Regions from separate parts of the Homo sapiens genome. Here region 2 is linked to region 1. The links are chromatin loops, found by intact Hi-C in ENCODE. Cell type or tissue: heart left ventricle. All regions are shown on one strand.

Region 1 (2,500 bases):
AAGGAGCTCATGCTTGTACGAGGCCTGGAACTGTTAACCTCGGTGTTGGTTAAAGAATGGGAATGAGACAATAGTGTAGTCAGCGGTTCTGAGCCGGGGGCAGTCTTGCTACCCCATGGATGTCTGGCAATGTCTGGCGACATTTTTAATTTTCACAATTTTGGAGGGGTGCTACTGGCATCTAGTGGGCAGAGGTCACGGAAGCTGATAAGCAATGTACAGGACAGCCCCCTAGCCACATCAGACAAATAATTCTCTGACCCCAAATGACATTCGGTTGAAAAACTCTAGTCTCAATGGTAGAAACACAGGAAGGGCCAACAGGCCTTCAGGGTGGCTGAAGCCAAAATGTTCCTGGGGTTCACACAGCGAAGGGATGTTGCAAAGGGAACCTGCAGGGTCAGAGATGAAGGGAAGATCGTGATTCCACAGCCAGTGACCCTTTGCATGCGTGTTTCTCAGTGAGTGGAAGAGTTCACGTGCCTCCTCTCATTCAGCCCCCTGTGGTTGGGCAGCTGCGGAGCTGGGTTCAAATCCTGGTTGTAGCATTGACAGGTCCACGTCTCTGAGCCTCAGTTTCCTCATCTGTAAAAGGGGGTGGAAATACAAATTCCCTGATTTTTTTTCGAGATGGAGTCTCACTCTGCCACCCAGGCTGGAGTGCAATGGCGCAATCTCGGCTCACTGCAACCTCCGCCTCCCAGGTTCAAGTGATTCACCTGCCTCAGCCTTCCAAGTAGCTGGGATTACAGGCATGTGCCACATGCCCGGCTAATTTTTTTATTTTTAGTAGAGACACAGTTTCACCATGTTGGCCAGGCTGGTCTCGAACTCCTGACCTCGTGATCCACCCACCTCGGCCTCCCAAAGTGCTGGGATTACAGGCGTGAGCCACCGCGCCTGACCTGGTGTTTTTGTTTTGTTTTGTTTTGTTTTCTAAATAAGACTTAAATATTGAAGGAATGAATGAAAGAATCTGTAAGCAAGCCTGGCCCCCACTTGGTGTTAAATAAACGTCAAAGTAAGGAAGGTTTTGAGTAAAGGAATTAGAGAGTCTCTGCAGGTTGCTGAAGGTCACCGAGGGCGGAAGGGACCTGGAGCGGGTCTGGTGACTTATGGCCGGTGCTTCCCACACCACACGGTGAGGCTGCCTCTTACACACCTTTTCTCCACACAGTATTTAACCCCGATGGGCTGCTTTTCACCCCCAGCCCACGAAAGATGTGCTTGGTACCCACTGGATCAGGGTGGGCTTGGGGGGATCTGGGAACCGGTTTCATGCTGTTTGGCTGAGTCTGGGGAGAGGCAGGGTGGAGTGGGGAGAGGTGGCCTGACGTCCTGACGTACAGTCTCCATAATGTCAGATATCTGATCATGGTCATTTCCTACCTGGGCTTCCTGGGGCACAGAAGAGGACTGATAGGTTACACAGAGGTGTTGTAGCCCTGGGTGGAACTCCTCGATTCGAAGCACCACGAACCAGCCAGCAGCTTCCAGGAAGGCTGCACTAAGCTTTCCATACCCTCGGCCAGAGGACAGCCAGAAAGTCAAGTGGCCCTCCTGCCAGCGGGGCACAGCGGGAAATGTTGACACCGGGCTCTGCCACCACTCACACACACTTAACGGAATTTTATTATACGATGGATGTCAAACCCAGTGTACAAATACTAGATAATATTCTTTACCATAAGTCCCATATGTCCAACTGATTCTCACAGAATGCTTTTAGTGGTGTTTGCTTCACCTTTTTATCTGTAGCCAACTTAAGGCTGCAGGAGATGAATGTGTGTAATTCTGACATGAATGTGGACTGATATTACCATGTTTGTTAATAAGTATTTTATATGTATATATTATATATACATATATAGTATATACATATAATATACATATGTTATAGATACACATAATATACATATATGTATATATTATATATACATATATATTATATGTTATATGTATATACATATGTATAATATATATTATACACACACACACACACACACTCACTCTCATGGCGCCCGGCCATGAGTATTTTGTATTAAGAGAACTTCATTCGTCAGTGACATGAGTCATTTCCTTGCTGTATCCGAGAAAAGTTTTCAAACCCCGGAAGGATATTTCCTCAGTTTTCTTTTGTGCTATTCACAATGTAATCGCTGCAGACACAGCATGTTTTGAAGTTTCATGTAAATTCCTTTTTTTCTATTAGTTCCTTAAGTCTAGACAACAAAACAATCAATCAAGTCATGATTTGTAGCATGTACCAGTTTCTGTGGTGTAAATACACTTGTCGTGGCTGATCTCAAGCTACTGACGTGATGTCCTCGAACGTGGACTTGGGAAGAAGATATACTGTAGCCACCATCTTTAGGGTGTTTCTACCACATGGATACAATAGACGTAAGAGCACAGATAATCGTAAAACAGAGAAAAATAAGTAGGAAGTGACGAATTTCAAGTATTTATTACCTCTGTTGAATATAATTTATTGAACTGT
Region 2 (2,500 bases), 180 kb before region 1:
AGTCATGCAGCTTAGCAAAAATTCAAAAATCCATAAATGAACTTCAAAAAAGGAAGTATTTTAAATAACTTCAGTAACCCAAGTGATATATGAAGAACTTCTTTATTCCTCCCTCTACCCACTCTCCATAATCCCTGAACAGGAAGTCGGCAGGGTTCTGATTGACATCACGTACTGCAGGCCCCACCTTCATGGCTCTGGGTACCAGAGCGCAGGGTGCCCGCCACTGAGTGGGATCTGTGGGTTTCCTCAGCGTGGTTTCCTTTCCTTGGAGCTTGGAAATGCCACACAAGTCACAGAGATCCGTTTCCAAAACCTGAGCCAGTTTAGATCCTCTGCTTAATATGACGTCTGTGGCCCCAGGAAAGTTGGGCTGAGCTGAGGTTTCCCAGGCTTGTCTTTGAGGCCTCCGAGTCCTGGCCTGCGTTTATCACGGAACGACCCTATTGTGGTGGGATGGACCTCTTGGGGGCTGGTCATGGGTTCTGTGAGGGGATTTTAGAAGCTGGGAGGAGAGTCAGTATGTTGGCAGAGAGTTTTCCTGCATCTCTCTCTTTTCCTTCTTTTTTTTTTTTTAATTAGTTATTTATTTATGAGATAGAGTCTTGCTCTGTTCCCCAGGCTGGAGTGCAGTGGCACGATCTCAGCTCACTACAACCTCCGCCTCTGGGCTCCAGCAATTCTCCTTCCTCAGCCTCCCGAGTAACTGGTATTCCAAGCGCCCGCCACCACGCCTGGATGATTTTCGTATTTTTAGTAGAGACGGGGTTTCACCATGTTGGCCAGGCTGGTCTCGAACTCCTGGCCTCAAGTGATTCGCCTGCCACGGCCTTCCAAAGTGTTGGGATTACAGGCGTGAGCCACCGCACCCGGCCCAGCTCTCACTTTTCAAAAATAGAAACTGCTTCCCGACCTCAGATGACTTCAATCTTTCCCTTCCCCCGACGCCTTCCTGCCTCCCTCTTCCCCCTCCTCTGTCTTCCTCCTAAGGGGGCATCCCAGAGACGCAACTGTGCTGTGGCCCAGCAGGGGGCGCTGATGTACCTGCCAAGAGTGGAGGTGTCTTAGCACAGGTGTGAGCGTTCAGCTGTGTGCGAGCGGGCTTCAGAGTGATATCCCAGAGCAGGTGTGTGTATGTGTGTACCCTCAAAGGCAGAAGAGAGCGGGGGTGCTGGACCGTCCTGTCCAAGGCTCTGTTTATAACCCTTGCGTTGTCCCAAAGGTTGTGTGGTCCATGGAATAGCTGGGACCCTGCCCGTGGAGGGGAGGGGCAAGGCGTTTGAAGACATCTGGTTTTCATCAAAGGCCCCACCCTCCTTGCTCCATGGCCCCCCTCGCCCCCACCCACCCCCAATCCCAGCCCAGAACGGTGGCAGTCATTCTGCCCAGCAGTGGGGCGCTGGGAGTTGGTGGCTGGGTGGGGCGACGAGGTGGCGTCTGCTGCAGGCTGGCTCTCTGACGAGGGGCACGGGGATTGGGGCTGATTCCCGCTTTCTCATGGATATGTCTCCTGGAGCCGGTTCCCAGGCACAGAAGGCCCTTTTCTTCAGGGCCAGGCATGCGTGTCTGTCTGCCTCAACCCACTGGCCCCTCAGGAACGGGCTGTGCAGCTGTCTGCGCTCTGTTCATGATTAACTTCGCTGTCTCCCGCCCCAGGCCTGATTCCCACCCAGGCCCCCTCAGCCTTTGGAGTTCCCCTGGACTGGAAGAGAGACCTGGGCTGGCAGCTGCCGGGCACTTTGTTCTCTGGGACTGTGAGCTTTGGAGGCTGGAACAGGCCATGGAGGTCCTGAGAGCTGGGACGCCGTGGGGCATAAGTTGGGTGAGGTGAGACCTGCAGGAAGACCCCTTCTCTGCCGTCAGAGACTTCTGCCGTCCTCATTTCCTGCGGTCTGCATGTATCCAGCTTTCTCAGCCCACCCCAAAGTGCCTCATGAATGTGGCCTTGGAGCAGAGTAATGTGAAAATTCTTCCCTGTCCGTTCTCTTTCGAACTGTGATTTCTTCAAGAACAGTGCCTTGGTTTGGCGCAGGTGTGTCACTAACACCTAACACTGCCTGCTTTTTTTTTTTTTTTTTTTGAGATGGAGTCTCGCTCTGTTGCCCAGGCTGGAGTGCAGTGGTGTGATCTCGGTTCACTGCAACCTCTGCCTCCCGGGTTCATGCCATTCCCCTGCCTCAGCCTCCCGAGTAGCTGGGATTACAGGCACCCGCCACCACGCCCGGCTAATTTTTTGTATTTTTAGTAGAGACGGGGTTTCACCATGTTAGCCAGGATGGTCTCGATCTCCTGACCTCATGATCCGCCCGCCTCGGCCTCCCAAAGTGCTGGGATTACAGGCGTGAGCCACTGCGCCTGGCCCGCCTGCTTTTTTAAGGAAGGTACTTCAAGCTTAGAGCCTTTGTCAGGCAACAGTATTGAGGCAGAACTTAATAAATTTATGTTTGTTTTCATGGTAGGAAGGGCAAGTGATAATGGATTTTCATTTAGGGTTGCAATA

Evidence for each region. A loop is a pair of places that touch in the nucleus more often than their neighbours do. Peaks named below come from ENCODE experiments on the same cell type or tissue, not always from the same donor. Only the 100,000 strongest peaks of a DNase experiment are listed, where the experiment ranks them.
Region 2: a loop joins it to region 1, with 3.0 times the contacts of the local background. A loop is called at or near these places in 68 of 110 quality-filtered maps.

The regions. Positions count from the first base shown.
Region 1 is chr17:3,028,192-3,030,691 of GRCh38, forward strand. All of the region lies in intron 22 of RAP1GAP2 (RAP1 GTPase activating protein 2), which reads left to right. Among named protein-coding and RNA genes, the nearest start is that of OR1D5, 34 kb to the right of the region's middle. In heart left ventricle, no CTCF peak of the experiment used is centred here; a DNase peak (open chromatin) is centred at 1,550; H3K27ac peaks cover 1,488 bases.
Region 2 is chr17:2,847,939-2,850,438 of GRCh38, forward strand. All of the region lies in intron 2 of RAP1GAP2 (RAP1 GTPase activating protein 2), which reads left to right. Among named protein-coding and RNA genes, the nearest start is that of RAP1GAP2, 53 kb to the left of the region's middle. RefSeq lists enhancers at 1-396, 1,579-2,169. In heart left ventricle, CTCF peaks have their summits at 1,027 (motif pointing right) and 1,232; a DNase peak (open chromatin) is centred at 1,033.